4 separate regions of the Homo sapiens genome follow, and all the other regions are linked to region 3. A link is a loop called in an ENCODE intact Hi-C map of the cell type or tissue named here. Cell type or tissue: heart left ventricle. All regions are shown on one strand. Region 1 overlaps ABCC9 (ATP binding cassette subfamily C member 9). Region 2 overlaps ABCC9 (ATP binding cassette subfamily C member 9). Region 3 holds the start of KCNJ8 (potassium inwardly rectifying channel subfamily J member 8). Region 4 overlaps KCNJ8-AS1 (KCNJ8 antisense RNA 1).

What was found. Hi-C counts contacts between places; a loop is a spot of excess contacts. Peaks named below come from ENCODE experiments on the same cell type or tissue, not always from the same donor. Only the 100,000 strongest peaks of a DNase experiment are listed, where the experiment ranks them.
Region 1: a loop joins it to region 3, with 3 times the contacts of the local background. A loop is called at or near these places in 27 of 110 quality-filtered maps.
Region 2: a loop joins it to region 3, with 2.3 times the contacts of the local background. A loop is called at or near these places in 9 of 110 quality-filtered maps.
Region 4: it touches region 3 in a loop (2.2-fold over the local background); 15 of 110 quality-filtered maps call a loop at or near these places.

What each region holds. Positions count from the first base shown.
Region 1 is chr12:21,819,611-21,827,610 of GRCh38, forward strand. All of the region lies in intron 31 of ABCC9 (ATP binding cassette subfamily C member 9), which reads right to left. KCNJ8-AS1 (KCNJ8 antisense RNA 1) reads left to right here. Exons shown (of 5, transcript XR_007063241.1): 3 at 7,600-7,814. Among named protein-coding and RNA genes, the nearest start is that of KCNJ8, 49 kb to the left of the region's middle. In heart left ventricle, no CTCF peak of the experiment used is centred here; a DNase peak (open chromatin) is centred at 4,231; H3K27ac peaks cover 1,219 bases.
Region 2 is chr12:21,837,596-21,845,595 of GRCh38, forward strand. ABCC9 (ATP binding cassette subfamily C member 9) reads right to left here. Exons shown (of 40, transcript NM_020297.4): 27 at 7,172-7,320; 28 at 6,888-6,957; 29 at 4,719-4,876; 30 at 483-575. Among named protein-coding and RNA genes, the nearest start is that of KCNJ8, 67 kb to the left of the region's middle. In heart left ventricle, no CTCF peak of the experiment used is centred here; no DNase peak of the experiment used is centred here.
Region 3 is chr12:21,769,812-21,777,811 of GRCh38, forward strand. KCNJ8 (potassium inwardly rectifying channel subfamily J member 8) reads right to left here and starts at 4,895. Exons shown (of 3, transcript NM_004982.4): 1 at 4,735-4,895; 2 at 3,432-3,875. The coding sequence starts at 3,805. The region is part of intron 2 of KCNJ8-AS1 (KCNJ8 antisense RNA 1); the gene reads left to right. RefSeq lists enhancers at 3,253-4,251, 4,252-5,249 and silencers at 3,484-3,778, 5,092-5,309. In heart left ventricle, a CTCF peak has its summit at 3,588; DNase peaks (open chromatin) are centred at 3,630, 4,750 and 5,180; H3K4me3 peaks cover 6,513 bases; H3K27ac peaks cover 5,909 bases.
Region 4 is chr12:21,700,227-21,708,226 of GRCh38, forward strand. The region is part of intron 1 of KCNJ8-AS1 (KCNJ8 antisense RNA 1); the gene reads left to right. Among named protein-coding and RNA genes, the nearest start is that of KCNJ8-AS1, 42 kb to the left of the region's middle. In heart left ventricle, no CTCF peak of the experiment used is centred here; no DNase peak of the experiment used is centred here.

The sequences.
Region 1 (8,000 bases), 50 kb after region 3:
TTAATTCACAAGGATTTTTAAAGGAATAAAAATGTTAAATACCAGTTAGATTTCTCCATCTCCACATACCAGAATGTCTTTTTTTTTCCCTTTGGATAATTTTCAGATGTTTAAAGCAAACTTAAAAATGTGTATGCATCATAAAACATCAAAGGTTAAAGCAGGCACTAAAATTTAATTCCATATTGATGCTCATGATCTTTACAAAGATTAAAGGAAAAAAAATCACATAGAGTTAATCCTTTGAGGCAATAAATTCCACAGAGGTAGTAAATACTTTTTTGATTGCCTCTTCTGATGTATCCTTTTGTTAACAACTTGCCACACCCCTACTAGACTGTTCTTTCTCTTTTCCTCTTTATTTGAATTAACTACATGGATGCAGAGAATAACCAGTCTGGGCTGTTCTTCTGCAGTTTATACATGCCAAAGTGCTCCCAAATACTTCTAAAATATTTACAGCAATATGAATTTTTTCCTTTCAGCCAGTTTGTGTAAAGTTAATACTTTCAAATTTATGTTATACATTTGGATTTCCATATTATTTTTTCTAAAAGTCTCATAGAGTTTCTGTAATAAGTTGCAGAAAGTAAATTAGTACCAGAAAATCCTTCCAGCAAGGTATGTCTGGCTTGACATTAAAAAAAATATGTCATCTGGCTTCTGAGAAATTTCTGTGAGTGGTGTATATGTTAAGAGTTTGAGGCAAGGTACTTCTTTCATTAACTTCTATTCTCTACCTCCTGCCAGCTGACTTCATCCATCCATTCATACATTCTTTAAAAAATGTAAGTCAGGTCATATCACTCCCCTGTTTAGAATTAACAGTGCCTTCCTATTATACTTACAATACATTCAAACTCAGATGGGTGACAAAGCCTTATATATATAGCCTATATATATATATAAAACCTTATATATAGGCTCTCATCTATATATATAGCCTTATCCAGACTATATGTCTGGATTTTGTACCCTGTCTACTCTGACCTCATCTGAGATTACTTTCCTGCTCCTTCACTGTACTCCAACCACACTAGCCTTTTTCCTATTCTTGGGAATACATCAACTTTGTTTCTGCCAGTGACTGCCTGAAATGCTTGTCGGTAGGTCTCTGATACCTGGCTCCTTCCCATCATTTGAGGTTCAACTCAAACATCACCTCCTTGGAAAAGTCTTCCTTTCTTGGTTCCTAACTCCAGCCCTGTGGCTCTTCTCTTTCCCATTGTCCTGTTTTATTTTCCTCAAAGCACTCCGAAGTGTATGAAATTATCTTATTTGCTTATTTGTTTACATGGTTATTGTCTATCTACTCTCATTAGAATCTACGTTCCATGAGGACAGGGTCTTTGAATTTTTACCATTATTATCTCCAGCAATAGGAATAATGCTAAATACATTGATTGTAAAGCTTCAGTACTTGTTTGTGGAGTAAATGACTAGATAAATTCACCCCTTCATAAAACATTCACTGAGTTTTTCTATGAGCTGACTATTTTCCAACTTAGGACTTCTCCCGACTTTTCTTTTAGGATTTGTATGAATCATTTAAGTCTCTACCAATCTCATTTCCAGATTTTAAGAGCTGAACATGTAAAGATACTACAAGCATACATTTTTTGATAAAGTGGGAAGTCCAACACCGAGTTTTATAATCTTTTAACTCCCATGTCCATTTAGAACTGTAATATGACTGTCTCTTAAAAAGCTTTGCTATGTTTAAGTGTTATGAGTTATTTCCTTTTCTAAAGTGAAAAGTACTTTTACCTAAGCCATGAATTTCATCATTCAGTTCCAAATTATTATATATATGTATATATTTTACTATTTTAATTGTGGGAAAAAAACTCACAAAATGCTGTTGCTGTGTTTTTTATAAAGAACAGATTTGGACAAAATAGAACAAGGTCATAGCTGACTGAAATATCAAAAATCACTGGGTCTAAATAAATGGAAATTAAACAGTAGGAGTAATATGAATATAAATATAATAAAGGAAATGTAAAACATTATGCAGTCAATTTCTCGCTATTGAGTTTAGTTTACTATGGAAATCTTTGTATTCTATATTGGGCTCCTGAATTCACCCACTGTAAAGAATGACATGGTAGATTTGATTAGAAGATAATTTAAACTATTTTCCATTGAATTAAAATGATAATTCTGGTAACAGGTAGGTAGTCTTATTCTGGCAAAAGGGCCAGCAAAAGAAGTGAAAACAGATGATGGGAGAAAAAGGAGAAGACTCATCAATAAGTTGTAGTCAATATATATTTTCTGGGCCCCTTTCACGTGGTTAATGTTTTCAAAACTACTTGTATAATTTTCAATATGATCACTAGATATTATTAGTTATTAGGCCAGCAATCCAAATATGCTCAAATTCATATATTAAAATGTTTTAGAAATATTATTTTTGACCCGGTCTTCAGCAAAAGAAAGGCATAGCTTTTTGAGGTACATTTTATAGCAAAAATTTTCAGAAGAGGAACTGATTTTCAAAATCTACAATCAACTAAATTCAAATAGATATTATAGCTTGAAAGCCAATATATCTGTAGTTTAGTATGTATAACAAAGTTATTTTATTATAAAAATATTTTTAAACTTTCTTTTTAAAGAAAAAGTCATTCAGGCTGTCTTTTAATTTTACTAACTAGATACTTTCCAGCTCACTGCTGGATTACTACCACTGCTAAAAACTGTTTTTTTTTTTTCTAAAGTACTGGAAATATTTTAGAGACTACTGATCAGAATTTTATCTTGATTTGCATAAGGGATGAAGCTCCTTTGTGTACTACACTTTTCAAAAAATATTCAGCAAAATCACTAAATTTCAATCACTTCTCTTCAAATATTACAGTAGTATAGAAATGTGAAATTAATAGCTAACATAAAAGCTTTTGTGGCCAGGTGCAGTGGCTCATTCCTGTAATCCCAGCACTTTGGGAGGTCAAGGCGGTCAGATCACGAGGTCAGGAGATCGAGACCATCCTGGCTAACACAGTGAAACCCCATCTCTACACAAAAATTAGCTGGGTGTGATGGCAGGCACCTGTAGTCCCAGCTATTCGGGAGGCTGAGGCAGAAGAATCACTTGAACCCGGGAGGCAGAGGTTGCAGTAAGCTGAGATCATGCCACTGCACTCTAGCCTGGGCGACAGAGTGAGACTCCGTCTCAAAAAAAAAAAAAAAAAAAGCTTTTGTTAGGTCTCCGATGTTCACTTCTTTTACTGTTAAACTTAACAAGTTTAATGATTCACAAAGTGACCCTACGGTTACATCTTTCCATTCCTTTGCAAATACGTGAGAAGCAAATGGCTTAGAGGCAATAAACTAAGAAAGGAGAAGCAGATGGTCTGCATAACTTTCACAGAAGACAGCTAATACTTGGGGATCACTAATAGCATTTATTCTACTGCTATAGCCTTACACATCCTAAGCAATCTACTCAGTGAAAACCACCTTCCATCCAAATGATACAATGAAATGGGAGACTCAACTTAGGAAACAGAAGTTACAACACAGATGAATTATCTACATTCAAAAGAGGGCTTTTATCTGTAGAATAGTAAATTACAGCTTCCATCAATTCTGTGAATTCAATACTCCCCACCAGAAGATTCCCATGTCGAAAGAGAGGTCTCTTTTCAGATTTCTAGTGATTCAAAGACATCTATCTATATTTGGAATTATAATGAAAACTGTAATTCTCTATAAGGCAGCCTTGTAAATAGTTAATAGCAACCCAAAAGTATGTGATCCCTCTCCTTCATATAGCACTCAGGAGCACATTATTGTACCACTGGGTATCTGCAAGAATATATTAGGGCCTTCAAATTACGAGATCACTGCATCCCTGTCTGTCGTTGAATTGTGAACACACAAAAAAGCAGTGTTGTCTCACAAAATAGACTCTTGTGCAAGCTCACCCTAAAGACCATTTTCACTTTAGCCTGTTGACTCTAAAGTATTTATTTTTGGCTTCTTCATGTGAATTTTCTTTTATCCTTCCACCACACAGCAAGACAAAGCCTTGGAAAGACAGCCTTTAGATAAAGTTACACCATTTTTGCAACTGAAAACACCAATGCCAAAGAACTGGAATTGTTTAGTCCAAAGGGATGAAGAGAAAAGACTGTGCTGAACGAGAGGACGCAAGCAGCAATCAGAGGTTAGGCTGTAGTGACACATTGCACTCAACCGCGGCCGGCTTCACTTGGCACCCAGAGGAAAAACAGTCCGCTCTGCTGCCAAAGCAAGTCCGGTGGCCAGCCACAGTCTAGCCGCTTTCTACCAGCCAAATTATTTTATTCTTTTAGTCTCTTGTCCTTTTATGATTTGAGTGTGTTATGGCCTTTATTTTTTTCCCAATTCAAAATGAATATGATATGAATATGGTGGGCAAGGCTAGATCTTCCATAGGGAAAACTATCTGTGTAGACAAAGAGGAAAAATCATGATTGTCTTAACTCTTATTTAACATGACTTGGAAAAGAAAAGAAAGCGCTGTATTTTTTTAAAAACATAAACAATTATTTTGAGATACGTTCCATTGATATCTAGTTTTTTGAGCGTTTTTAGCATGAAGGGGTGTTGAATTTTATCGAAGGCCTTTTCTGCATCTATTAAGATAATCATGTGGTTTTTGTCATTGGTTCTGTTGATGTGATGGATTACGTTTATTGATTTGCGTATGTTGAACCAGCTTTGCATCCCAGGGATGATGCCGACTTGATCGTGGTGGATAAGCTTTTTGATGTGTTGCTGGATTCAGTTTGCCAGTATTTTATGGAGGATTTTTGCAATGATGTTCATCAGGGATATTGGTCTGAAATTTTCCTTTTCTGTTGTGTCTCTACTAGGTTTTGGCATCAGGATGATGCTGGCCTCATAAAATGAGTTAGGGAGGAGTCCCTCTTTTTCAATTGTTTGGAATAGTTTCAGAAGGAATGATACCAGCATCTCTTTGTACCTCCAGTAGAATTTGGCTGTGAATCCATCTGGTCCTGGGCTTTTTTTGGTTGGTAGGCTACTAATTATTGCCTCAATTTCAGAACTTGTTATTGGTCTATTCAGGGATTCGACTTCTTCCTAGTTTAGTCTTGGGAGGGTGTGTGTGTCCAGAAATTTATTCATTTCTTCTAGATTTTCTAGTTTATTTGCATAGAGGTGTTTATTGCATTTTCTGATGGTAGTTTGTATTGATGTGGGATTAGTGGTGATATCCCCTTTATCATTTTTTATTGCATGTATTTGATTCTTTTCTCTTTTCTTCTTTATTAGTCTGGCTAGCAGTCAGACTATTTTGTTGATCTTTTTTGTTGATCTTTTTTGTTGATCTATTTTGTTGATCTTTTCAAAAAACCAGCTTCTGGATTCACTGATTTTTTGAAGGGTTTTTCATGTCTCTATCTCAACATATGAAAAAAAGCTCATCATCACTGGTCATTACAGAAATGCAAATCAAAACCACAATGAGATACCATCTTATGCCAGTTAGAATGGCAATCATTAAAAAGTCAGGAAACAACAGATGCTAGAGACGATGTGGAGAAATAGGAACGCTTTTACACTGTTAGTGGGAGGGTAAATTAGTTCAACCATTGTGGAAGACAGTGTGGCCATTCCTCAAGGATCTAGAACCAGAAATACCATTTGACCCAGCAATCCCATTACTGGGTATATACTCAAAGGATTATAAATCATTCTACTATAACGATACATGCACATATATGTTTATTGCAGCACTGCTCACAATAGCAGAGACTTGGAACCAACCCAAATGCCCATCAATGATAGACTGGATAAAGAAAACATGGCACATATACACCATGGAATACTATGCAACCATAAAATAGGATGAGTTTATGTCCTTTGTAGGGACATGGATGAAGCTGGAAACCATCATCCTCAGCAAACTAACACAGGAACAGAAAACCAAACATCGCATGTTCTCACTCATAAGTGGGAGTTAGACAATGAGAACACATGGACACAGGGAGGGGAACATTATACATTGGGATCTGTCCGGGGGTGGGGGGCTAGGGGAGGGATAGCATTAGGAGAAATACCCAATGTGGATCACGGGTTGATGGGTGCAGCAAACCACCATGGCATGCGTATACCTATGTTACAAACATGCATGTTCTGCGTATGTATCCCAGAACTTAAAGTATAATTTAAAAAAAAAGATAAACAAAAATTGGATGAGGTTCGGAGAACGTCCCAAATTCAACAAAAGGCGTTTCTACTCTGGTTTCTCTCTCTTCTTTCTTGAGATTTTCTGTCAATAGCAGTGACATGGCTTTGGAAAGTTAAAACTAGGCATAAAGAGGAAGGGAGGGGAAAGATAGCCACAGAAAGCAATGATATCATGTTTTCTCCCATTTCCATTATGGCTCTGAGTCCATGAATTAGAGTTGGTGAAATCTGTGTGAAGAAATCCTGCTTGCCTCTTCTAATTTATGTCCAATGAAGTGACCTTCTTTATATCATTTTGGTTGCATTCCTGCTCTGGGAACTCTAAGAATATTTGCTAGAAGCAGATATTTATGTGAACTTACTGAGTAATACAACAAAGAGGGGGTTGTGTTGATACCATAGATAAGATCAATGCAGATGTACTGGGCCAATTAGAAATTTTCATTACTTTAAAAAAAAAAAGACTTACAAGGCAGAATACAGAATATATCCAGCTGTGGGGTGTAGAGAACAGTTCACACCCTAGTCTCCAAGGTACTATATCTCAACTTCATTTTTCTCACGCAAGATCCAGTTATTCCAAACTAAAATTCTGTCTCCAGTGATGTGGACATGCCCACAGAAACACAGTAGTAATGAGGTCATTTATATGTGCACAATTGAGAGAAAAGGTTATTTCCCAGGAGAAGTCATTTACCTTATTTAACACTCCTACTGTGGCATATGTTCTTGGATTATAGTATTTATATTTAAATACACCTGGTTCCAATGAAAACTCTCAGTTCACTCAGAAGAGCAGAGCGACAGTGAATCTGACTGGTCTCACAATGGATCTCTGAGATTGTCTAGAGGGGTGTGCATGTGTGCGTGTGTACACGTGTTTATCCATATAAAGTTACTGACATATAAATACAATGGATGGAGGCAAAGCATACACAAAGGACCTTGAACCTTGACTTCTGTCAGCAGATATGCCTGGAACCTTGCAATAAATCAACAAACGTTTCTTGCCAAAATATATCTTTGCCCATCGGAAATGAAAATAAAATACTCCTTAATATTTTGTATTAATTTTTAAGGGAGAGTTCTAGTAATAAGACTAGATTGCAAATCTTGGAAGGATTCTAATACACAGAAAGCAAGGAGAAGACATAGTAACAAATGCATTACAAAGTAACCAAATGAATGGCCTGTTCTGCCCTTCCTGTTTCAGGTGTCAGTATTTTGTTTTTTGCAGGTGGAATTCAAGATACAGAGTCTATTATATTTAGACAGGTTCAACTGCTTTTTCACGTGGGGGTTAAAGTATTGGGTTATGAGACAAACTAAACTAAACAATTTTGAGTTTGGCTGCTGTTCCTTTCTAATTTTTCCTGACCTTCCCTTTCTTGGCAGTCTTAAGGCTCTAATATCTTGTCTTCTGGCTATGAGAACAGAGCATATGGTTTGCTTGAAGATTCTTGTTCAACACTTATCCATTAATCTGACAGCAGGAAGTGCTAAAGAGCAGAAACAGGAGTCGGTCAGACTCTCACCTCAAGTCCAAGGCAAATATGCTTGCCCCTAAAAGACATACTTGATCTTCAAGTTCAGGAAAACCAGATACAAAGGTAACTGCTAACATTTCTCCCTTATGATTTCGGGACATTCTTTCAGTAAGCTATTTCATCAGTAATTATATTATTCATATATGATTTTTTCCCTTATAGAACAACACACACACACACACACACACACACACACACACACACACACACTCACATATCAAAACAAGGAATTAAAGCAAGGAATTATGG
Region 2 (8,000 bases), 68 kb after region 3:
AAAAAGGATTAAATTCTAAAACAACTTTGGTGTAATAATATTTCTTTTGTGAGAATTATTATTACTATTATTATTTATACATTTATTTTAACTTGTTTATTGGATGCTTCTTCAATAGTCAGTGTGGTTAATACTTCGCAGGGATAATATTAACTAGTCCAATGACCCTAAGAAGCAAAATTGATTTTCTCCATTTAATAGATGAGGAAACCAAGGTTAGAGAATTCAGATGCCTTATCCTAGTCACACAGCTAGTATTTTTCCTATCTGTTGCTTCATCCTTTATTATAGTTAGCATTTTGGATGAGTAAACTCTAACTCTGATCATTTACACCAAATTTTTCTTATTCTTGGTTTAGTACACCATCAGGCACACAATGGGGAGATCAAACAAAATGAAAGCAATGATCAGTTATTTGTAGAAAAATATTTGTTGATGATGTTATTGCCTAGTCAGCTAATATAAAAATGTGTTTACTCACCTAAAGGCCCGAATGGTGGTGAGTCCTTCTGCTGTTTCTGAGAAGTGACAGAGCAGAGGGAGCTGGGTACTATCGTCAAGTTCCTGGAGGTCCCTAGTAGAGAGAGGGGCAAAAATAAACTTCATGTGCATCCAGACTCAAAGACTACCATGTTTATTCTTTAAGAGAAAGTTATTTTGTCACTGTATTTGTTTTCCTCATTGAAATTTTTTCCCCTAGCACTCAATTAACAAAAACTTCAACAGCTTACAATCTAAAGAGGAAGAGAAAGATGGGTATATAATGAATACAGGTAGAGGCTGAACATAATGTGTTGTACAAAACTATCATCTCTGTGTAACAGCCAAAGTAAACTGCTACAGGATTCAGTGGAATGAGCACTTAATTCATACCTAGGACATTGGTGGGATTTTCCTTAAGCGGGTAGAATTTAGGCGAGACCTTAAGCTTGATGAGGGCTTCTACAAAATAGACAAGAAGAAAAATAACAAGAACAAGCACCGGTGTCTGAAGAATCTTGCAAGTTCAATCTGTCTGGTGCCCAGAGTCCTTTAGGGCTGTTGTAGTAGGAAGAGGCTATGTAAAGGATATGGCCTTGTAAGGGTGACAGTGGATTGTAGAAACATCCTTAATGGGCTGAAAAAAATCGCTGAAGACTAGAAATAAGGTAATCTGGCCAGGTGCGGTGGCTCATACCTGTAATCCCAGCACTTTGAGAGGCTGAGGCAGGTGGACACTTGAAGCCAGGAGTTTGAGACCAGCCTGGCCAACATGGCATAACCCTGTCTCTACCAAAAAATTAGCCAGCCGTGGTGGTGCACACCAGTAATCCCAGCTACTCAGGAGGCTGAGGCAGGAGAATCACCTGAACCCAGGAGGCAGAGGTTGAAGTGAGCTAAGATCACTCCACCGCACTCCAGCCTGGGTGACAAAGCCTGACGCTGTCTCAAAAATAAAACAGAAAGAAGGTAATCAGAGCTGTCGTTTAATCCTTTAATCAACATAACTTGGGAGACAATGTACAGGATGAAAGAGAATGGGTGAGTGAGGAAGATCAGTTAATATAGTCCATATAAGAGGTTTTTAAAAAAATGTTCAGAATTAATGTGATGCTGGTCAAGTTTAAAATAGGAAGTAGGGGAATGTGGGACAGTCAGAAGAAGCCCTATTTGCTGTGATGATCAATTAGTTTTCACAGGGTAAACAAGAGTCACATATAGCTTGGCTATTTCTAGTTTAACAGACTTGAAAAGTGACAGTGCTGTTTACCAGAGTGGTGGTCAGGGGCACAGAAAGAAGACATTTGGAGGGAAAGGATAATGAGTTTAGTTTTGGACACAGTGAGTTTGAATCCTTGCCTTCATGGAACTTCCATTCACAGTTTCTCTAAGGAACCACATGTACATAAAACACAGACATATACTGAATGAATGGAAATGCTGAATCTGACCATTTTGATAAAGATATATTCATGACAACTTTTCTTTAAACCACATGAGCTAGAATTTATAGAAGATAGGCTAACAGTTATATCACATGTTTCAATGCATTCCATTTTTTACTTTTCAGACCTTTTTTCCTGCCCTTCTCTAGGTTTTTGGGGTTGAGAAGATTAGAGAAGTAGTGTTGGCATTCACCTGTGAGGGTCAACTGAACGGATGAACATGGTTCCATAATCTTCAACAATTAACTTATGCCATTCCTGGCTGCCAGTGTAGTCTAGTTCCCAAAACAAATGCAAGTCTTTTCAAAATGGAGTTTCTAAAATGGATTCCCTCATTCAGAATTTTCACATGGGGATTCGGGGAGAGAAAGATAGAAGGAAGTGGGAGAAGGAATATGAAGGAATGTGAATAGTCTGTTATTTTTAAACATAAAACCAAATGGCTATTTGTAAATCTGACACAAGCAACAGGTGGTCACTACATTGAGGTTTGGAGTGAAGGAAAAATACTGTGGAAGGAGGAAGCTTTGTTTATAAAACTGTGTTTGATAAAACCAAAGAGGTGAGGGCACAGCTTGATCTTGTATTCTTGCAAGAAGGAAACAGTTACTTACAAAGCTAAGCAAGCATTTGATCCATGATTTTAAATATTCATTTTTTCAGAGCATTTCCTGTAGCTAGTTTCCCACTTAAGTTCTCTTTAGTGTATACAAAAATGGCATGTTAAGCTGCCTGAGCTTTTCAACATGGATGAGTTCTAAAGAACCTCAACATCTAGAAGGATCCTTGTTTGTGAGGTTTAATATCATATGGTTATATTTGCTAACTTTCAGATAATTTCAAATAAGAATAGCGTACAATCCATTGTCAATATTAATTCTTTAAAATAACCATCCTCTCCATACTTTAGTCTCTAATAGATTATTCTGATGATGAACAGAATTCACAATTCAAATTTGTGATGGACTAGGAATATTTTCCCAAACTTTGCACTCCATTTGTATTGATAAAGGGCAATAATAGGACCAAATGAGTATGTGATTAAAGTAAGACATGACTGATATCAGTGTTGAGAAGGCAAGGACAGATTTGGAAACCATCAGCAGTGATGAAATAACTCTGAACATCTTTGCCCCACCAGCAAGTAGACCAGCAATAGTATCAGAAGAAAAGAAATGTGAAGTTGATTACTAGCTTCTCCATTTTGATCAGAATTTGCTGCAAGCAAAGACGATGAGTCTAGGGATGAAAAACAGACTAAATGTGGATCCCTGACATTTAAAGGATCCTAATTCATAGCTAAGAGGGAGAAACAACTATTTCTTCAAATTATGAAATGTTATATGATACATTCAGAGGTTCCCATCTACAATTCTTTTCTTCTTATCTCCTCCTACTTTCTTTCACCTTCCTTGCACTCAAGTCATATTAACATTTTCAATTTTCTGAATAAACTCAATACCTACCTTCTTATTCTAGCACTTATCCATGTATTAGGATTACTTTGTATATGTTTTATCTTCCTTAGAGACTATACATTTCTTGAGAACAGGCCCCTGACATATCAATCTCTTCACCTGTCATGTGGCTTAACACAGCTATTTGTGACACAATGAGTGCTTAGTATTTGTTGAAATAACAAACTTTACTATACTATATATAGCGGGGTTTCAAAGTTAAACTGGAAATTTTAAAACAGCTGGTATTATATTTCATTTATTCAACATCTCAGTAAATGACAAATCCTAAACGAATATTTTTTTTCCCATTTGTAGAGTATAATAATATTAAATCACTTACTCTTTGGGATTATGTTTCTGGTTTCCTTTTTTTTTTTTTTTTTTTTTTTTTTTTTGAGACAGAGTCTCACTCTGTCACCCAGGCTAGAGTGCAGTGGCGTGATCTCAGCTCACTGCAAGCTCTGCCTCCCGGGTTCAAGCGATTCTACTGCCTCAGCCTCCTGAGTAGCTGGGATTACAGGCGGGTGCCACCACGCCTGGCTAATTTTTGTATTTTTAGTAAAGACGGGGTTTCACCATGTTGGTCAGGCTGGTCTCGAACTCCTGACCTCACGATCCGCCCGCCTCAGACCCCCAAAGTGCTGGGATTACAGGCATGGGCCACCACGCCCGGCCTATGTTTGATTTTTTGTTTTCTATCAATGTCATGTTCAGAAAAAGGACCATGGAGTGAAAAATTTGTCAGTCTTAGAACTCAAAACTCAATAGATCAATCCACATGTTAATATATGTCCAGGACTAGGTAAGGCCCAGACAACCAATTATAGGTATAATTATAATATTAATTGATACCTAAATGAATCATAATGTCAGGATAGATTTCATTATGTTTCATATAGGTTGCATTTCTAAATTCCACATCTTATCTTGAAAAACACTACAGCAAATGTAGATCACAGTAAATCAAATACAATTGTCCCCATGGGGAAGTGATTCCAGGACCTCCCATGGATACCAAAATCTGCAGATGCTCAAGTCCGTTATATAAAATGGGTGGCATTTGCATATAACCTACATACATCATCCCATATACTTTAAATCATCTGTATGTTACTTATTCTACCTAATTCAATGGCAACACATCACACATCGCTTCATCAGTGTGTATTCAATGTAGTACTCGGCACATGACAAATTCAAGTTTTGTGTTTTGGAACTTCGTGGAATGTTTTCTTTCCAAATATTTTTGATCTGTTGTTGGCAGAACCCATGAATAGAGAGGGCTGACTGTAGATAAGCTTTTGAAAATGAGTGGGATGCTGTTTTACTTACTTAGAGGCAACCCGAAAGTATTTCTGGATAAAATAAAAGGCAACACCAAGGGGCAGGAGAGCAACCAGGAACACAGGAGTAGCATAAGAAATCATCCCAATGGCAGACAGGCAGAGCAGTGTTGAGCGAGTTAGAGATTCCAAGGTTGGAGGGATGTGCTATTAGGGTAGTTTAAAAGGAAAATATGATTAGCCCAGTGAAATATTGGCTGCAATGTAACAAAAATACCTATTTTTATGTTGATAGTTACACAGTTAACTACCAAAGTAGTGTATAAGCATGTTCATCCTAAGCAATTCTTCACTCACTTCCCATAGTTTATTATGTCTGTCTATTTATCTATCAACATGTCGTTGATTAGTTGTCTATCTACCTATTTACCTTGGGTGTTTTATGTAAATGACACTGTACTATAAATATTATTCATTCATGTGTTTGTTTACTGAGCAAGACAGACTGTAAATCTTCCCATGGCAGTGCATACAAATCTATTTCTTTTTAATGGTTGCATAGTATTAGCTTATTTAGCTATTCCTCTACTGTAATACATTTAAATTAATTTTCTGTAATTGCTTCCTCGTATCCTTTGGGCTTTTTTGAGTGAATTAATTTTTCCTTATTGATTTTTAGATGCTCTGTATATATTATGTTTATTTAAAAAATATTTGCAAATTTTTGTTCCCAGTTATCTATTGTATTTAAATTTACCTTTGGTGCTTTTAGCTCAATCACAATTTAAAGTTTTTTATAGTCATTTCTGTTGACTTGTGGGCTCAAAAGTAACCTATTTTCCTTATTGTTTCTGAGTTCTTTGTCTTACTGAGAAAGACCTTTCCCACCCCAAGATTCTAAAACTATTTTCCTACATTACTTTATAGCTTTATGTTTTAATATGACCACCTCTATGCTATATGCATTTGCTTTGTATTTTTTGGGTAGCTAATTATCCCAATATCCTTTATTGAAAAATTAATCCTTTCCTTATTAAGATGCCACATTTATACGTTAAATTTCTACATAAGATGGAGTTTTTGAATTCTCCATGCTGCTCTTTTGACCTACTTGTCTTTTGCAATTAACAGAGTGCTTGAATTTTGTAGTATTTAAAAAATATCTAATAGGGAAATTCTTTCTCTGTACAGGATTGTTATGACTTCTGGGATTGTTGAACATATTTTCTTCACATTAAGTTTATTTCTGTTTTTATAGGTTTTATTGTTATGAATGGAGTTTGTTTTTCACTATTTTCTTAAATTGGTATAGAGGAAGTTGCTGCTTTTCATATGATATATCTTATGTAGATACTCTGCTGACTTTTCTAATTGGTTATTTTACTAATTATTTTGAATTCTCTAAGTGACAATCATGTCATCTTCTAAATAATGAGTGATTCATTTCTTCTTTTCTAATGTGTATTCCTTAGAAAGGTTTTAGGTGCAGTCTGACCTAACACCAATGCCATGAAAACATCAAAACTTCTCATCATACTCTGCAGTCAGCTGCATGCATCAACCCTCTTTCTAATTGAGGGCCATTTCGGTATTCCGAATGCTACTCTGGAAAGTCAGAAAAGACAAGGGCTGGATATGATGAATTCCTTTCTCAGTCATCCAGAGGGTTCCACTTATAGAGTGATATAATTTCAGAGTTTGATGTCTTTTATTTCAAACAAACTTTTAGATTCCTAAGGATCTTAGGCTAAACTTGGCATTCCTGGAATTTTTCCTAAAGTATCACACCATCTGAAGCTTCAAGAACCAATCTAATAAAAGTAAAGGACTTTAAGACAGCTTGGCATCCCATCCTTCACTTCTGAGAGAAATTCTGCATGAATACTAAACTTTTAAGAACTTTATACTGTGAATGCTGATATGACTTTAATCAAAACAATTTTTTTATAATCAAAAATTTTAAATGTTCAATCATTCTTTACTTCATGATGGTTCTCCAAGTATCTTCTTCTACATGTACAAATTAGTCTGAGTTAAGATTTTCCTTTAAGATTTCATTCTAGATATCATTTGCATGTATTGATACAAATACAAATGGGCCTTTATTTAAATTTCAGAAATCCTCTATTGTTAATAGGAATTATACTTTATCTTAAAATGCTATTTAGCTTACATTGTGAAACTAATTTTTGAACTTGGAAGTAACCCAGTTACTCACCTGATCAATGATATTAGTATCAGCTGAAAAGCGATTGAGAATCAGTCCCAGGGGTGTGGTATCAAAAAACCTAGGCAATAAACAGATGGAAGTATATGATAATACTAAACTATTTGGAACCTGGGCATTGCTAATGGGCATCTTAGTGTCATGAAAATGAGAAGCTCCCTATTCATTTGCTCAAGGACTAAAGAAATTCTTCTAACTTTCACATTCCACTTAAATTGAAAAATGCATATTTTTATTATTTTATGTGTGGGAGTGAGAAATAACCACTGTTTTACCTTATTGGTCCAAGGATTATCTTATTGAGAAGGTTGTGGTGAAGATTTTTGGCAGCTGTGAGACCCATCCATTCTACAGTGAGGGATGTAACAAGGCAAAGGAAAATGCCTGCTCCACAGAGTATGCTAAAGCCAGCCACATAGTAGGTCTAAAAAGCAACCAACACAAAAAGCACATAGGAAATTATCAATGGAGTTCTTTCTTACTAGAAAACCAAATGTCAATGTCAGACAAGATTGTTTTCTTCATTATTTTGCATGCATTTAGACGGTTGAAGGAATGCAATTTTTTGAGGCCCAGGGTAGTATCCCCACCATAATTCCACAGGCCAAGCCTCCACCTGCTCCCTTCACTCTCCTTCAAGGCTTGCTTAAAAGCAGATGAAGAGAAAGAGTTTGTTTTCAGGTTTGGGGCATATTCTTGGCTTTCTATGTTGTAGAGCTCACTTTTCTCATTCCTAGTCTCAAAATGACCAGCTAATATACTGATGTAGGTAGTTAACATCAAATACCATAAGAACAAATACAAAAAGGTCCTCTGTGTGTATATATGTATAACATATATAAAAATATATGTATAAACTCTCTTGAATACAAGTCTAAACATTATATTTAAATATTTCTTATGATAAACTTTAAAAGTATTAATAATAGCTTCTATTTTAACATTTTTGATAGTTTATTCTATTTCAGGTCCTGTTGTAATTATTAACTTATTAAATTATCACAGAAGTCCTATGGCATTTGGGATATAAGCATCTAACTAGATAAGAAGGTATCACTGTTAATCTCAATATTTCCTTGATGATTTAAAAACAAAACCGAACCA
Region 3 (8,000 bases):
GATGTGACTGAATTGCTGCAATCTCATGATAAAACTTGGATGAATGAGGAGTTGCTTCTTCTGGACAAGCAACCAAAGTGGTTTCTTGAGATGGAATCTACTCTTGGTGAAGATGCTGTGAACACTGTTGAAATGACAACAAAGAATTCAGAAGATTACATAAATTTAGTTGATAAAGCAGTGGCAGGTTTTGAGAAGATTAGCTCCAGTTTTGAAAGAAGTTCTACTGTGGGTAAAATGCTATCAAACAGCATCACACATTACAGATAAATCTTTTGTGAAAAGAAAAGTCAATTGTTGCAGCAAACTCTTCATTGTCATATTTTAAGAAGTTGCCACAGCCACCCCAACCTTGAGCAACCACTACCCAGATCAATCAGCAGCCATCAATATCAAGGCTAGCCCCTCCACCAGCAAAAAGACCACATCTTGCAGAAGGCTCAGATGAACATTAGCATTTTTTAGCATTAAAATATTTTTTGAATTGAGATATGTATATTTTTCAGCCATAATGGTATTACACACTTACTAGATTACAATATAATATAAATGTTTTATATGCACTGGGAAACAAAAGGTTTGTGTAACTGTCTTTATTTTGATATTTGCTTTATTGCAATGGTCTGGAACCAAAACTGCAATATCTCTAAGGTATACCTGTAATTAATATTATACTAACTTGAATTTTCTCACTTTGGCCTAATCCTGTGAAAGAAGCAGAGGGAAGGAACCAAGAAGTTGTAGGATTTTCTTGGGAAGCTTTTTCAAATTGCACATCTACTCCCTATCTTAGTGAATAGACATTGATTTGGTAGGCTGAGGTTGGATCTGGGTAAGATGCTTTTGAAAAGTTCTCAGGGGATTCTGATTTACTCCCATATGGGAAGCACCACATTTGTTACTATCAATTTATAACACTTAATTTCACAACAAGTACTGCTGTGGCTTCTTCATAGAAACAATATTAGTTCTATCTTTGCCCCCAACCACAATTTCAAACTTCTCTAACTTTATAGAAGACAAGCCTACACATTAGCAATCTCTCAAAGTATTACCTATTTATTAATGCTACAGACAGCAGGTGAGAAAAATGTTTAAACATTTGAGTACTTGGTATGTACAGTGCACTTTGGTAGAAAATTATGAGGGATAAGCAAGAATACATGGATTATTCTTTTGATTAGCTTTTAAGTGAAGTGCGAAAGTTGCCTTTCTCTTTTGTTGCTAAAATGATTCATGGAAAACTACAGTAATTGCCTATTGCACTAACTACCCACAAAAAGATATCTGGTATAGCCCCAAAACATGGCAAGAATAAAAATGGACCCCAGAGAAGGGGTATGGATACAACACTGATTTCTGATAATGTATCCATACCTCAGAGAGCAGTCTAATGATAAATATCCCAAATAGTTTGTTTTAATGGTTTAAGAGACTATTCATGAGCCACATTTTGTATATTGTTTATGAATTCTAAATATTACATATGGTACAAGACCCAGCTTTTTACTGACACTTGCTATGCTAAACAATCTCAAGAGATAAAAGTGTTTAGCTGTTTCTTTGTTCTGTTACAGAAAGAGGTAGGCTGGATAATATCGAGAAAGAGGAAATATATTGGTCTATTTTTTGACTCATATTAAATGGAGTCAAAGAGACTCCTTGCAGGAGAAAATACATGGAGGAGAAAATGAGTCACCCTAAGAGAAGAATGGTCAAACATTATTTGGAAATACTGGTGAATATTCAATGAAAAATGTTGTTTCCAATTTTAGTGATATGGTTGGACATTGAATTCACAAAGGGAAAAATGCAAAGAATTAGAATTATTATTAGTCACCTTTTACATTCTCATTGGGAGAGAATGAAGATTTTTAAGGTTTGCTGTTACCATTTCTTTTTTCTCTTTTTATCAGTATCATATAATTTAGATTAAAACTTTATTTTGATATGAAAATGATTCACCAATTATCAGTGCCAGTAAGTTTCTTAAAGATATATATTATAGATAATGATATTTGATCTTAGAGTATCTATTGAACGTTTTAACGGATATTTTAAGTATTGTGTTTTCTTTATATCTGGTATACTGATGATCTATGTTTTCCAGCTGCATTTTCTTTGAGACAACAGTTTGTGAGAAGTTTGAAAAAAGAAAATAATATCTAATCAATATTAAAAGCAATAGATCAATTCAATACAGTTTTTGCTGCTCAGAATTTGAGCTGAAATCTGTGGTGTGTGATCTCTGCGCACTAATGCTGCCTTCCTCCTTGAAAGGCTGGCATTGTAGTTCCTTAGCAAATGGAAGGGTGGACAAGTTCACAGTCTGGGGTCCACTTTCTGCAGTGATATGCTAGCTTAATAAGGTTTCAGGGTCACTAGAGGTCCCATTCTTTACAGTTTCCTGGTATCATAATGCTTTTTCAAGTTTCTTTGCTTTGTGAATTATGTGAATTTAAAATGTTCTTTTAAAAATGTTTTGGAAAATTTTCCAGTATTATTACTACTCTTTTGCTTCACAGTGAACATCTTGGTAATTGATATAATTTATCTCTTTCCACCTCCCCCCGAAAAAAACAAAGAAATCACCTCAACTAAATGTTCTTAAACCATGTGAAAGCAAGAGAGGTGAATCACTGAAATCAATTTACCTGTCTTTGAGATACTTATGATATGAGAAAGAAGCCAAAGTTAGGTAATCTAAGAACTATCTTGTCCCTATTCTATTTAAACTTTGAAAGAAGAGTACAAAATTAAATTGCTTCTATATAACCCCTTCCATAAAATTTTGGACTAATTGTCATTAAAAATTAGCAATTTCTAGTTCTGAATCTTAGCATAACTTTTAATTTCTGAATCCAGTGCAAGCAATCAGCTATGTTATGATAATCTCGATAAAGAAGGGATGATATTTATTTCATTTTTTAGTAGATTTTTAATCTAGGACACTCTCCCCCTAGGGCCTTCCCATTTTTTTCTTATTATTTCTGAAAATGTCATGGGTTAGAAGAGTCAAGAAAAATGTCCACTAGCACAATATTTTTTGTTGATCAGAGATATTTACCTGTGGGCACTGAAACTATGGACAACAGCTTTTTCATACTGAACTCAATGTGTGCGCTTTTGGAGTAAAGCACTCTGTGTAATCCTTTGAATTACAATTTTTTTTTGATAACTGGTATAACATTTTCAAGGCTAGTCCAAAGGACTGAAGCTCAGGTTTTCAGAGACTCTTCTCCATAAAGCTGCATTTAAAAAATACTTACTGTGTTAGGTGTTGTTCTTTATTGTGCTTTTTTGTTTCTGAAGATTCTAAAACAAACCCTTTATTTCACTTTCAATTAAATAACAGAATGATAAGAGAAAGGGCATTTTGACATTTTTTCTCTACTGTTTTCAACCCCTGCCTCATCCCACTACATTCTTACCTGACATTAGTCACACACACAGTGGACTCCAAACCACTTTTCTCCATTCCACTTTTCTCCATGTAAGCATAGATGTCCCCATGGGCAAAGGCCACCAGCCACCACATGATAGCGAAGAGCAGCCAGCTGCAGAGGAAGGACATGGTAAAGATGACCAGCGTGTGGCGCCATTTCAGGTCCACCAAGGTGGTGAAGATGTCCTGTAGAAAGCGTCCTTGCTCACGGATGTTCTTATGCGCCAGGTTGCAGGCCCCGCTCTTGGCGATGAAGCGGGCTTTGGGGAGGCGGTCTCGGATGCGCGGCTTGCGCAGGTTCTCTGCGGCGATGCGCGCCAGCACATACTCCTCCGGGATGATACTCTTTCTGGCCAACATCGTCCTGTCACCATAGCCAGCTTAGCCACCTCCCTCTCACCTGCCTCTCCGTCCCTGGACACCCGTCCTCCTGCACGAGGGAAACATTTATTAAAAACTTAAAAACCCACCCTATCCTCACCTCTTGGGTCCTTGTATTCAAGGATATGTCTGTACATGTGCGAGGTGACATGCAAAACCAAAAATGTGATTTTTACTAACCCAAACATGAATCTAGCTTGTGCTTGAGTTCTGGGATCTCAGAAAAATTACTTGGTTTTAATAAAAAGAACTGTTTCAATTTTTCTTATTCTGAGTACATATGGACATAGCCTTAGTTAAACAAAACCAGGAGCCTTCCGGTAAACAGCAGGCTCAAAGATAATTCTCTGCGATTAACCGCGTCTGTAAATTAGTGCAAGGCTACAGCACGTGGCGTCAGTCATGAAGATTAAGACCAGTTGGGTGCACGATCTACTTATTAAAGTACTTAGATGATGTAGCAATATTAAAAGTAAAGAGAGAAAATTCTTCCTCCGTTATTTTTAGAAGTAAGCAAAGGCCATGACTCCTTGCGCAGTCTAAATAACGTGTAATCTGACAAAATTATAATAAGTGGTGTGCTATAGAATTTATAAGTTATAAGAATTATTTTAAATGCGAAAGAAGTATGAGTTGCATCTAAAAAGAGTTAAAAAGGTTCCTGTGGAAATCATAATATTATAAATTGAAAACTTTTTTTTTTTTTTTTTTTTACAACGAAGGAATCAAATATACAAGGTGCGGGGGGGAAAAAACCCAAGACAACAGCCTGCGGGTTGCAGTAGGGAGTGTGCCCCGAAAAGTCCATCCATCACTGCAAGCCTCTGCGGTGTTTTGCATTTTAAATCATTTACGGGAACACGGACAGCCTCCCCCCTCCGCTCCCCCGGAGCAGCTTTGAAACTTACAGACTCCGGGTAGCGGGCGCGGCGGCTGGACCTCCTTGCACACGCCGGCGGGCCGCGGGCAGGTCCCTCGCTCTCCCATGCTGGCGCGCGGGACCAGGGGCCGCCCAGGCCGGAGGGACAAATTGGGGGCTGCGTGTCCTAAGGAGAAGAGTTAAAATAATAAAAGGTGCAACTGAATCTAAACGCAGGGAGGGCTAGAGGAAGGGGGATGGGTGTAGATCTTCCCCTCCCCCTGCTCAGCTCAACTCCCTTGGCCACTTCAGTGGAAGGAGGAGGGACTGGGGGGGCGGGGGCGGGGGGGCGATGCTCCACAAATCAGCCTCCCAGTTAGGGCTTTGACGCACGCCAGACCTCGGAAGCCGACGTTGTCGCGGAGTAGGGGGCGGGCGGGGAGGGGGCGAGCGCAAGTCCCCGGGAGGTAGGGAGCAGGCCAGAGGGAGGGACGACCCGGGGGAGGGCGGGACCTGCAGAGCCAGCTCCTTTCCAGTAGCCGCGACCCCCTGCCGCCAGCGTGACACACAAGTCTTTAAAAGGCTCTCTGCTCAGGGGAGAGAACTTTCTGACTCCAAGTTCACTGACGTAAGGAGATTTAATTTTAATTTTATTTTGTAATCTAGGTAGATAACTGGGCTACTTCATGATAACTGGGCTACTTCGGACTGAATAAAAGCAGAGAGGTCAGAAAATATTCTTCCAAAGCGTTCAAGCTGTGGGCACACACAATTATTTACATTAAATTTCCACCTGCTAGGAGAGATACAGGTGGAAGATGTTCTGAAACCCACTATAGTAAAGTATTTCTTCACCAGCCAAAGCCAGTTCTCAGGGAATTAAACACACACACACCTCAAAACAGCGACTGCCCCCCACCACCCCCGGCCCCTTAAGGAAAAGAAAGAAAAAAAGAAACCACTGACTGGCTCCCAATGAAGAAATTTTACCCCAAACAGGGACGGCCGTTAACACTTCAGCGCTGATAAGGCCAGGTCATTCGGTCCTCAGTAATTGGTTGCTTTCTGAAATGTTGCAGCTTCTTCCTCTGTCTAGATGGGTCTGAATGATAAAACAGCATTTGCGCACAAAAAAGGTTATACAATAAACATCTATAGCTTTTTGAAAAGGAGCCAGCGAAGACAAATGTGCTTTTTCCCACAGGTCAAGCCTCCTGATTTTGGCACTTGCGTTAATGGAAACTTTAATTCTTGGAAGTTCCACGTATTTTCCAAGACTCGAGCCGAAAGTGTATGGAGCATAAACAATGTATTCATTTAATTAGCCAAAGACCTAAAATTAGTCTTTAATGAAGGCAAATTAAGAACTTTTTTTTTCTCCTTGTGGTTAGATCTCCTTAACCCCTGTAAGCCCAGGATCCTAGTTTGTTAGTGGTAGTCCTCCTTTCTACTGTCATTAATTTTTGCAGTAATTTATGTAGTATAATAGTTTTACAAGTCTATGAAGAATCAGTTTGTATAGTCAATTCCCGCCATTGTTCTATTTTACCTTTGACTTTGTACACATTATTATTCATTATTTTAGCCTGGGGAACATTTACTGAACACCTTTGTAAGCTTTTTTTAGGTTTATGTGTCTAGAGATATATAAATATATGTCATAGTTGTTGCTTTTAAGAGGCAGACAGTTGTAGTAAGAGAGATATTCTCTAATACAAGCAGGGATGTGATTAGAATAGGAAAGGAAATTTTAAAATGTCATGGGAATTCAAATGAGAGATATTTAAGAGTAGGAGACTAAGGAAAAATCCATGGATTATTTGGCATCTGATCTAGGCTTTGTAAGCCTAGATATATTTAGGGTATACAGAAAAGCAGAGAAAAGACAGCCCACGTCAGCATTGATGAAGCCAAGTTGGCTACACAGCAGGATTGGACACTTGAGTTCAGTGCTCCCTGGGCAGGCGCTGTTACCACCTACTCTCAATACTTAATGAGATTTTCATGTACTCGTCACACCCATTCCCACCACTCCTGTACCCCCTCCCTTAAACTGGGGACTGCTAGAGGGCAAGGCTGTGACTTGTTCATCTTTGTAGCAAGGCCCTAGCACCATTTAAATTATAAATGGGCTCAAAAAATATTTTTGAATCAATGAATGAAAAATACAAAGTTGAAAAAGCATATTGGGGCCTTAAAAAATGCATAGACAGCCTTAAATGCTCAACAAAAGAAGCTGAGGAGTCCTCAGTATGTAGTGGTAAGCCATGGAAAGATTTTGATCAGAAAACTACACAATAAGAGCCTGTTTTAAGAGGATTGATCCAGAAGCAGAGAATATAATGGCTTTAAGGGTTGCATTTCTTGAGTATAGTCCCTCTGGGCTCCAAAATTCTGTAACTGGCAGAAGAGGGTGCTGGAAACTGTTACATTAATTAGAGAAGGAATGAGGTCTTGGGCTAATAGGTAACATCAGTGGGCACTATACAAATACATACAAAAGGAATGTTATACAGAGTCAATATTGGAAAAGGGAAAAGTCAGAGGTGACTGTGATGTTTATCATAGTAACAGAAAAATAATAAGAAAATTGGAATGAGAAGAGCTGAAGTACTGTGGAGAATTTATGAGAAGATTTGCAACAAAAAAATCCATATCTGAATTCTCTGAAAATTCTGTTCTTTTGGTATAATACATATTTCAGACTCTTTTTTTTCATTGAGATGTATTCTTCCAAATACGCAATTTTAAATCGTTTCAACTTGCTTTCATAACAGAATGTCATATTTTTATTAGTCAGTAATTTAACTTGATTGATTCAAAATCAGGGCACATAATAAAGATCAAATTTGAAGAAATTAATAAGTAAATGTTTGACAATAGTAGGCCTAAGAACAAATAGTAATCATTTTAAATGGTAAAGAATGTGTGCTATAAGAATATTACAGATATATATTTTTCTTTGTATTCCCTTTCTACATTGTTTCCTTAAGCAGTGTATGTCTTTGTCCTTCAACTAGTTTTTCTGCACTAAGTGGAAGCTGCATGAGAGCACATTGTTTAATATCACCACACACCCAGGGTCTCAAATTGTTCCGAGATCCCAAGAGTAGGTACTCAATAAATACTTGTCAAATGAAAAGAAGTAGGAATAGTGTTCAAAACATGGTATTTCTCTCTCTTGCATTTTCTCTCTCATCTCTCTCTACCCTTCATGGTTTTGCAACTATTTCTCAGAACCCACATAGGAAATGTGAACTTTTGGAATTCACTTTGAAGTCTGTTTCTATAGCTGTCTACAAAAATTTTCTTATT
Region 4 (8,000 bases), 70 kb before region 3:
TAGTAGCTAAAGGGGGTTGGTTCCAGTACCCTCCACCCCTTGTGGATAACAAAATCTGTGGATGCTCAAGTCCCTTATACAAAATGGCATAGTATTTGCATACAACTGTGCACATCCTCTTGTATATTTTAAATCATCTCTAGATTACTTATAATACTTAATATCATGTAAATGATGTATACATAGTTGTTATACTATGTTGTTTTAAAAATTTGTATTATTTTATTATTGTATTGTTATTTTTTATATTTTTGTCCACAATATTTTCAATCTGAGGTTGGTTGAATCTGAGACATTGGAACCCATGGCTATGGAGGATTGACTGTACCTTCAGACTGAAGCATTAAGTGTACTATTTAGTAATAGTAATTGTATCTATTGGCTGAACTTTGTTTCTGCAAAGTTAGAAATCCTCCCTACCCCATATTTTGATTTATGTAGCCTAAGGCCTCTTTGTTTTAGATAGGTGTGTAGATGCTTCCCTCCCCCAAGAATTTATTCACAGGAGATGGGAAGCTGAGACTCTGTTATCACTGACGGATGCAAAGACTGTTCATCATTTTATGAGGGAAGCCAGAGAAATGAGATGGACTGGGCTTAGTGGAAAAGAACCTTAACATTTGTCCTTCGCAAGGAGTTACGTGCAATTGACATTTGTGATTGTCTTGTCGGGAGCATGTAGCCAGAGACTCCTGTGGGAAGAGATGCGCAAGAGAGAAAATATTGATAGATATGAATGTAGACACACATATACATATACCATAGGCATATCTGTATGTACATACAAAATAGTTTATCAGATCTTACTGATATATTTCCAATTAAAATTAGGGAAAGAGATGTGTGTGTCAGGGATTGTTTTTACTTTAACTACAACTACTTTCTTCTGTATCAAGAATCTTGGTTCCCATGAATGCAGGAGATAATAAAATTAGAATTTCCCGTAATTATTACTTTATCCCATGTTATAAACAGAATAGTCTTAAAATAACCATACCAAAATCTCCACCATGAAAAATTACTGAGAATTGTTCAAATATATTTTGCATATTCTACACATTATGTCAATTTTTTATAACTTCACTACTTTGCTTAAATATAAAACCATTATATATTATACTCTCTTCCTTTAATCTTCACTTCATCTGGCTCTACAAGTAACTATATGTTTAATACTCCTCTTCAGTCCTCATACCGATAATTTTCTATTCATTTTGGTTGTCTAAAGTACCTACCATAGTAGATTCCTAAGGAGGAAAATAGAAACAACATTCCTTCAGTTTTTGCATGCTGATAAAAATTCATGTGTGCCCTTTATACTTGAAGGTAAATTTTGTTGGACATAAAATCCACGGCATACATACATATGTATGTATCTTCAAGTTTATTCTACTTTTTTCTGGGATAATACATTGCTGTCCAGAAGTCTGATGATAATATAATTTTCTTTCCCTTATGTCATTTTGTCTTTTTTGTACATTGATGTTTTGTGTGGACATAAACTGCACATGTTTAAAAGGTATGTGGTAGGCAGCATTCTACGATAGTCCCCCAAATTTCTACTCCTGAGAGTGTACACCCTGTATAATCCTCTCTGTTATGGACCGAATGTTTGTGGCCCTCCTGTTCCAATTCAAACATTGAAGCCCTAACCCCCAATGTGATAATATTTGGAGACAGAGCCTCTGGGAGATAATTAGGATTAGATTAGGTTATGAGGGTAGGGCCTTTATGCAATGCCACGATCTCGGCTCACCACAACCTCCGCCTCCTGGGTTAAGCGATTCTCCTGCCTCAGCCTCCCGAGTAGCTGGGATTACAGGCATGCAGCACCACACCTGGCTGATTTTTTTGTATTTTTAGTAGAGACGGGGTTTCTCCATGTTGGTCAGGCTAGTCTCGAACTCCCGACCTCAGGTGATCTGCATGCCCCAGCCTCCCAAAGTACTGGGATTACAGGCGTGAGCCACTGCACGCCTGTAAGGTGGGTTTTTGATGAAGTCAATTTCCATGTTGTGAGATGGCTACGTGACAAGAACCTGGGGGCAAGCTCTAGGAACTGGAGAATCCCTAGCCAGCAGCCAGCAAGATAATGGGGATCTTAGTCCTACAACCACAAGTCATTGAATTCTGAGACCCCTAAGTCTCAGATGTGATCACAGCCCTGGCTGACACCTTGATTTCAGTCTAGTGAGATCCCAAGTACAGGATCCAGTTAGCTCATGCTTGTATTTCTGGCCCACAGAAATGGTAAGATGATAGGTTAGTTTTAAGTCACTAGGTTTGCAATAATTTGTTATGCAGTAATAAAAAACTAATACAGGGTGCAATTTGATAAGTTTTGATATATGCATATGTATAGAAAACCATAAACAAAATTCAGATAATAAACATACTTATTACTCCCTTAGATTTCTTCATGTTCTTTTATAGTCCCTCATTCCAGTCCCACCTCAACCTACCATATTTCCAGGAAAGTATTGATCTGATTTCCTTCACTGTAAATTAGTTTGTATTTTCTAGTCTTTTTTATAAATGGAATCATACAGTATGTATTTGTTTGGCTTTTCTCTTAAAGAATAGTATTTTGACACTTATCTGTGTTATTATGTATACCAGTAGTTCATTCCTTTTTATAGCCGATTAGTATTCAATTGTCTCTATTTACCAAACTTTATTAATTCATTCAACTGTTGATGCACATTTGTGTTGTTTCCAGTTCTCAGTGATAACAAATAAAGATGCTACAAACATTTGTGTATACATTTTTTAGACATGTACTTTCAATTCTCTTGGGTAAAGACCTAGAAATGCAATGTCTTCATCATATGATAGATGTGTATTTCAATTTTTTAAGTGCCTAAATTTTTTTTCAAAGTGGTTTTACAGCTTCATATTGTCAGCAAAAGTTAATGAGAGTTCCAGATGCTCCACTTCCTTGCCAACACTTGACATGATTAGTTTTTTTAAATTTTAGGTATTTTAATAGGTGTGTAATGTTATCCCAGCATGACTTTAATCTCTATGACCCTAATGGGTAGTAATATTGATCACTATTTTATGTGTTTATTTGACATATGTATATCTTCTTTTTGGTGACGTATCTCTTCACATATTTTGCCCATTAAAACAAAATTATTTCAACAGCTTTTAGGGGTCCAGCCATTTTTTTGGTTATGTGGATGAACTGTATAGTGGTGAAGTCTGGGCTTTTAGTGTATCCATCACCCTAACAGTGTACATTTTACATACTAGGTAATTTTTCATCCCTCACCCACCTCCTACCCTTCCACCTCTGAGTCTCCAATGTCCATTATACCACTCTGTATGCCTTTGAGTAGCCATCTTAGCTTATGAGTGAGAACATGCAGTAATTGGTTTTCTACTCTTGAGTTCCTTCACTTAGAATAATGGCCTCCAGTTCCATCCAAGTTGCTGCAAAAGACATTCTTTGTTTTTTACGGCTGAGTAGAATTCCATGGCATATATAAACCACATTTTTATTACCCACTCATTGGCTGGTGGACAGTTAGGTTGATTTTATATCTTTGCAATTGTGATTTGTGCTATGATAAACATATACACATAGGTGGGGTTTTTTTTTTTTTTTAATATAATGACTTTTTTTCCTGTGGGTAGATACCCAGTAGTGAGATTGCTGAATTGAATGGCAGATCTACCTTTAGTTCTTTACAACTCTCTATACTGTTTTCTATAGTGGCTGTACTAATTTACATTCCCACCAGTAGTGTACAAGTGTTCCCTTTTTCTCATATCTATGCAAACACCTATTGGTTTTCAAGTTTTTAAAATGGCCATTCTGGCTGGAGTATGGTGGTATCTTCTTATGGTTTTATTTTGCATTTCCCTGATAATTAGTGATGTTGAACATTTTTTTCATATGTTTGTTGGCCATTTGTATATCTTTTTTTGATAAATGTCTGCTCATGCCATTTGCTCATTTAAAAATAAGGTTATTTGGCTGGGTGTGGTGGCTCAGGCCTGTAATCCCAGCACTTTAGGAGGCCAAGGCAGGTGGATCACGAGGTCAGGATATCGAGACCATCCTGGCTAACATGGTGAAACCCCGTCTCTACTAAAAACACAAAAAATTAGCTGGGCATGGTGGGGGGCACCTGTAGTCCCAGCTACTCGGGAGGCTGAGGCAGGAGAATGGCGTGAACCTGGGAGGTGGAGCTTGCAGTGAGCCCAGATCGTGCCACTGCACTCCAACCAGGGCGACAGAGCGTGACTCTCTCTCAAAAAAAAGATTATTATTATTTTTTTCTTGCTGATTTGTTTGAGTTTCCTGTAGATTCTGGATATTAGTCCTCTATCAGAAGTATAGTTTGCAAGTATTTTCTCACATTCTGTAGGCTATCTGTTTACTCTTGATTGTTTTTGCTGTGTAGAAGCTTTTTAGTTTAATTAGGTATTTATTTATTTTTGTTTTTGTTGCATTTGCTTTTGGGGTCTTAGTCATAAATTCTTTGCCTAGGCCAATGTCCAGAAGAATTTTCCCTAGGTGTTCTTCTAGAATTGTTATGGTTTCAGGTCTTAGATTTAAGTCGTTAATCCATCTTGAGTTAATTTTTGTATATGGTGAGAGATAGGGATCCAATTTCATTTTTCTACAAGTATATTTTGCCCATATTTTAAATTGGGTTATTTATATTTTTATTACTGGGTTTTGATAATTTTTAAATATATACTAAATAAAGATTATGTGATTTTCTTTCTTTCTTTTTTTTGAGACAGAGTCTTGCTCTGTAGCCCAGGCTAGAGTATAGTGGCGCAATCTCGGCTCACTGCTACCTCCGCAGGTTAGCAGTGATAATAAAAAGTATCCTCTCTATGAAACGATATTTCAAAGAACAGAAGTTTTTAATTTTGATGAAGTCCAATTTATCAATTTGTTCTTTTGTGTATTGTACACTTGATATCATATCAAATAAATTATTAACTAATCCAAAGTTACAAATATTTTTCTCCTATTTTTTTCATAGAAGTTTTAGGTTTCGCATTTAGCTCTGTGATCCATTTTGAGTTAATTTTTTACATGGTGCAAAATATGTATTGAAGTTCATTTTTAAGTTAATACGTAATATCTGTACATAATTATGAGGTACATGTGATACTTTGTTACATGCATATAAAGTCTAATAATCAAGTCAGGGTATTTGGGATATCCATCACCTCAAGTATTTATCATTTCTACATGTAGGAAACATTCCAAGCTGTCTCTTCTAGGTTATTTTGAAATATACAATATATTGTTGTTAACTGTAGTCACTCTACTTTGTTATCAAACATTACGATTCATTCCTTTTATCTGTCTGTACCCATTAACCAACTTTTCTTCGTTGATCCCCTCAACCCCTGCACACACTCTTCCCAGCCTCTGGGATTATTCTACTATTTATCTCCATGAGATCTACTTTTATAGCTCCTACATATAAGTCAGAATATGTGATGTTTGTCTTTCTGTGTCTCTTCCTCTGAGAGCTGGTTGTTAAAAAGAGCCTGGAACTTCCCTCCCTGCATCTTGCTTCCTCTCTTGCCATGTGATCTCTGCACACACCAGCTGCCCTTTACCTTCCACCACGAGTGGAAGCAGCCTGAAGCCCTCACCACAAGCAGATGCTGGTGCCATGCGTCTTGTACAACCCACAGAATTGTGAGCCAAGTAAAACTCTTCTTTGTAAATTACCCAGGGTCTTTATAGCAACACTAAATGGACTAAGACACTACCCCTTTGAGGTAAAATTGTCCCCACTACTCCTAACTCTGAACTGATCTGTTCTTCATCTCTGTAGTTTTCTCTTTACCAGAATTTCAAATGGATGTAATCTTAGTATGCAATCTGAGACTGACTTCTTTCACCTAGCGTAATGCATTTGGGATTTATCTATGTTGTTTTGTGTATCAATAGTTTGTTCCTTTTATTGGGGAGGAGTATTCCATTATATGGATGTACCAGTTTGCTTATGCATTCACTCCTTGAGAGAGATTTTGGTTGATTCCAGTTTTGAGTAATTTTGAGTAATGCTGCTACAAACATTTTTGTGCATGTTTTTGTCTAAACATAAGTTTTTATTTCTCTAGTGAAAATACTTAGGAGTGAGATTTCTGGATCTCATCACATGTGCATGACTTTATGAGAAACCGCCAAACTGTACCATCTTGCTTTCCCAGCAACATGCATTAGAGTTCTGGCTACTCTATATCCTCACCAGCACTTGGTGTGGTCAACTTTTTTCAACAGTCATTCTAATAGATTTGAATAGTTTATTTTTTAAAATTACATTTTCTGATAGTTGTTTGTTAGTGCATAAGAATATAATTTAAAAACATAAAATAAGAGTATTTTTTACAAGTGTTAAAAATTAAAATATATATACTGAAAGCATATTTATTATGACACCTTGATGAATTAAACACATCCTTGTAGCTAGTAACCAGATCAAAAGACAGATCATCACAAGAACCCTAAAAATCCTCTTTTTTTTTTTTTTTTGAGACGGAGTCTTGCTCTATCACCCAGGCTGGAGTGCAGTGGCGCGATCTCGGCTCACTGCAAGCTCCGCCTTCCCGGTTCACGCCATTCTGCTGCCTCAGCCTCCCGAGTAGCTGGGACTACAGGAGCCTGCCACCACGCCCGGCTAATTTTTTTGTAGTTTTAGTAGAGACGGGGTTTCACTGTGTTGGCCAGGATGGTCTCCATCTCCTGACCTCGTGATCCACCCACCTTGACCTCCCAAAGTGGTGGGATTACAGGCGTGAGCCACCGTGCCCGGCCACGTAAAAACCTCTTCTATGCTCCCTTTCATTCATTACCTATCCTTCCAAATCTATTTTAACTTTGAATAACGTTGATTAACTTTGCTTTTTTCTATGTAATATAAATGAAATCATGCAGTTTATGGTCTCAAGCCCACTGGTATTTTCTCTTACCCCTCTTAGAATGTTGGTCAGAAGGAAATAACCCAGGAGAATGAAAGCATTAAGATAAATTGCCATTGATAGTATTTTATTTTACATATGTATTTATAGTTATTAAGTGCATACCCTACATATTGTGCACATCCATTAAGATAGTGATAAGTGTTGTGCTACTGAAATATCGAAAGAGGAAGCAGATTATGGGGCTTAATATTGCCAAGGCTTTCTTTTTAATCTTCATTTCTTTAATAGTGATTTTTATTGTGCAACATGACCATGGCATAATTATGTTTCATAATTTATTTGGTTTATTGTGTGCTTTTTACAGGTTTTTTTCCAGTAAAAAATGTATTTTTCCCCTTTTGGGAAGTGTAGGGTAGAGGAATCCATTCCCTCATCACCTGAAGCTCCCGTATTCCCATCATATGTGGCCTCCGTGCATCAGCAGCTGCCGCATTTCCCACAATGGAGGTGGAAAAGAGAGATTAGGCAGCTTTTTAATTTCCATGTGGAGTTTTCTCCAGAGAAGTGCTACCATACCTGTTCTTTCCATTACTTTTGTTTTGTGTCAGAATGGCAGAAGCCTATGTTTGCTGTTATGAAATAAATAAGTTCCAGTTCATCACATGCTCTTGAATTAATCTGAATTAGACCATATGAACTCAACTTAGTAAGTCTATGCAAATTTAGCAACACATAATACCTAAAACTTTACTGCTGTATTTTTTTCTTCAGGAATTGCTGATAATAGGCTGTAATTTTACCTGACTTCCTTTGTATTTAGTAACTCATACACACATACACATTCACATAAGACTTACAGGCATAGGTAAGTTACCATTTGTGTAAGTTTTATCCTTCATCTATTCCATATTTTATGATAGTCTTGGCCAGAACAAATAGTAATTATATTTTAAGAAACCAGTACTCATATTTAACAAAGGCGTCTGCTAATCATATCTTTATAGGATCGAGGTATTTATGCAGTATTCACTTCTACATGTTTTGACAAAAGTAATAAAATATTAATAAATCAGCATTACTTTTTTTTTTTTTTT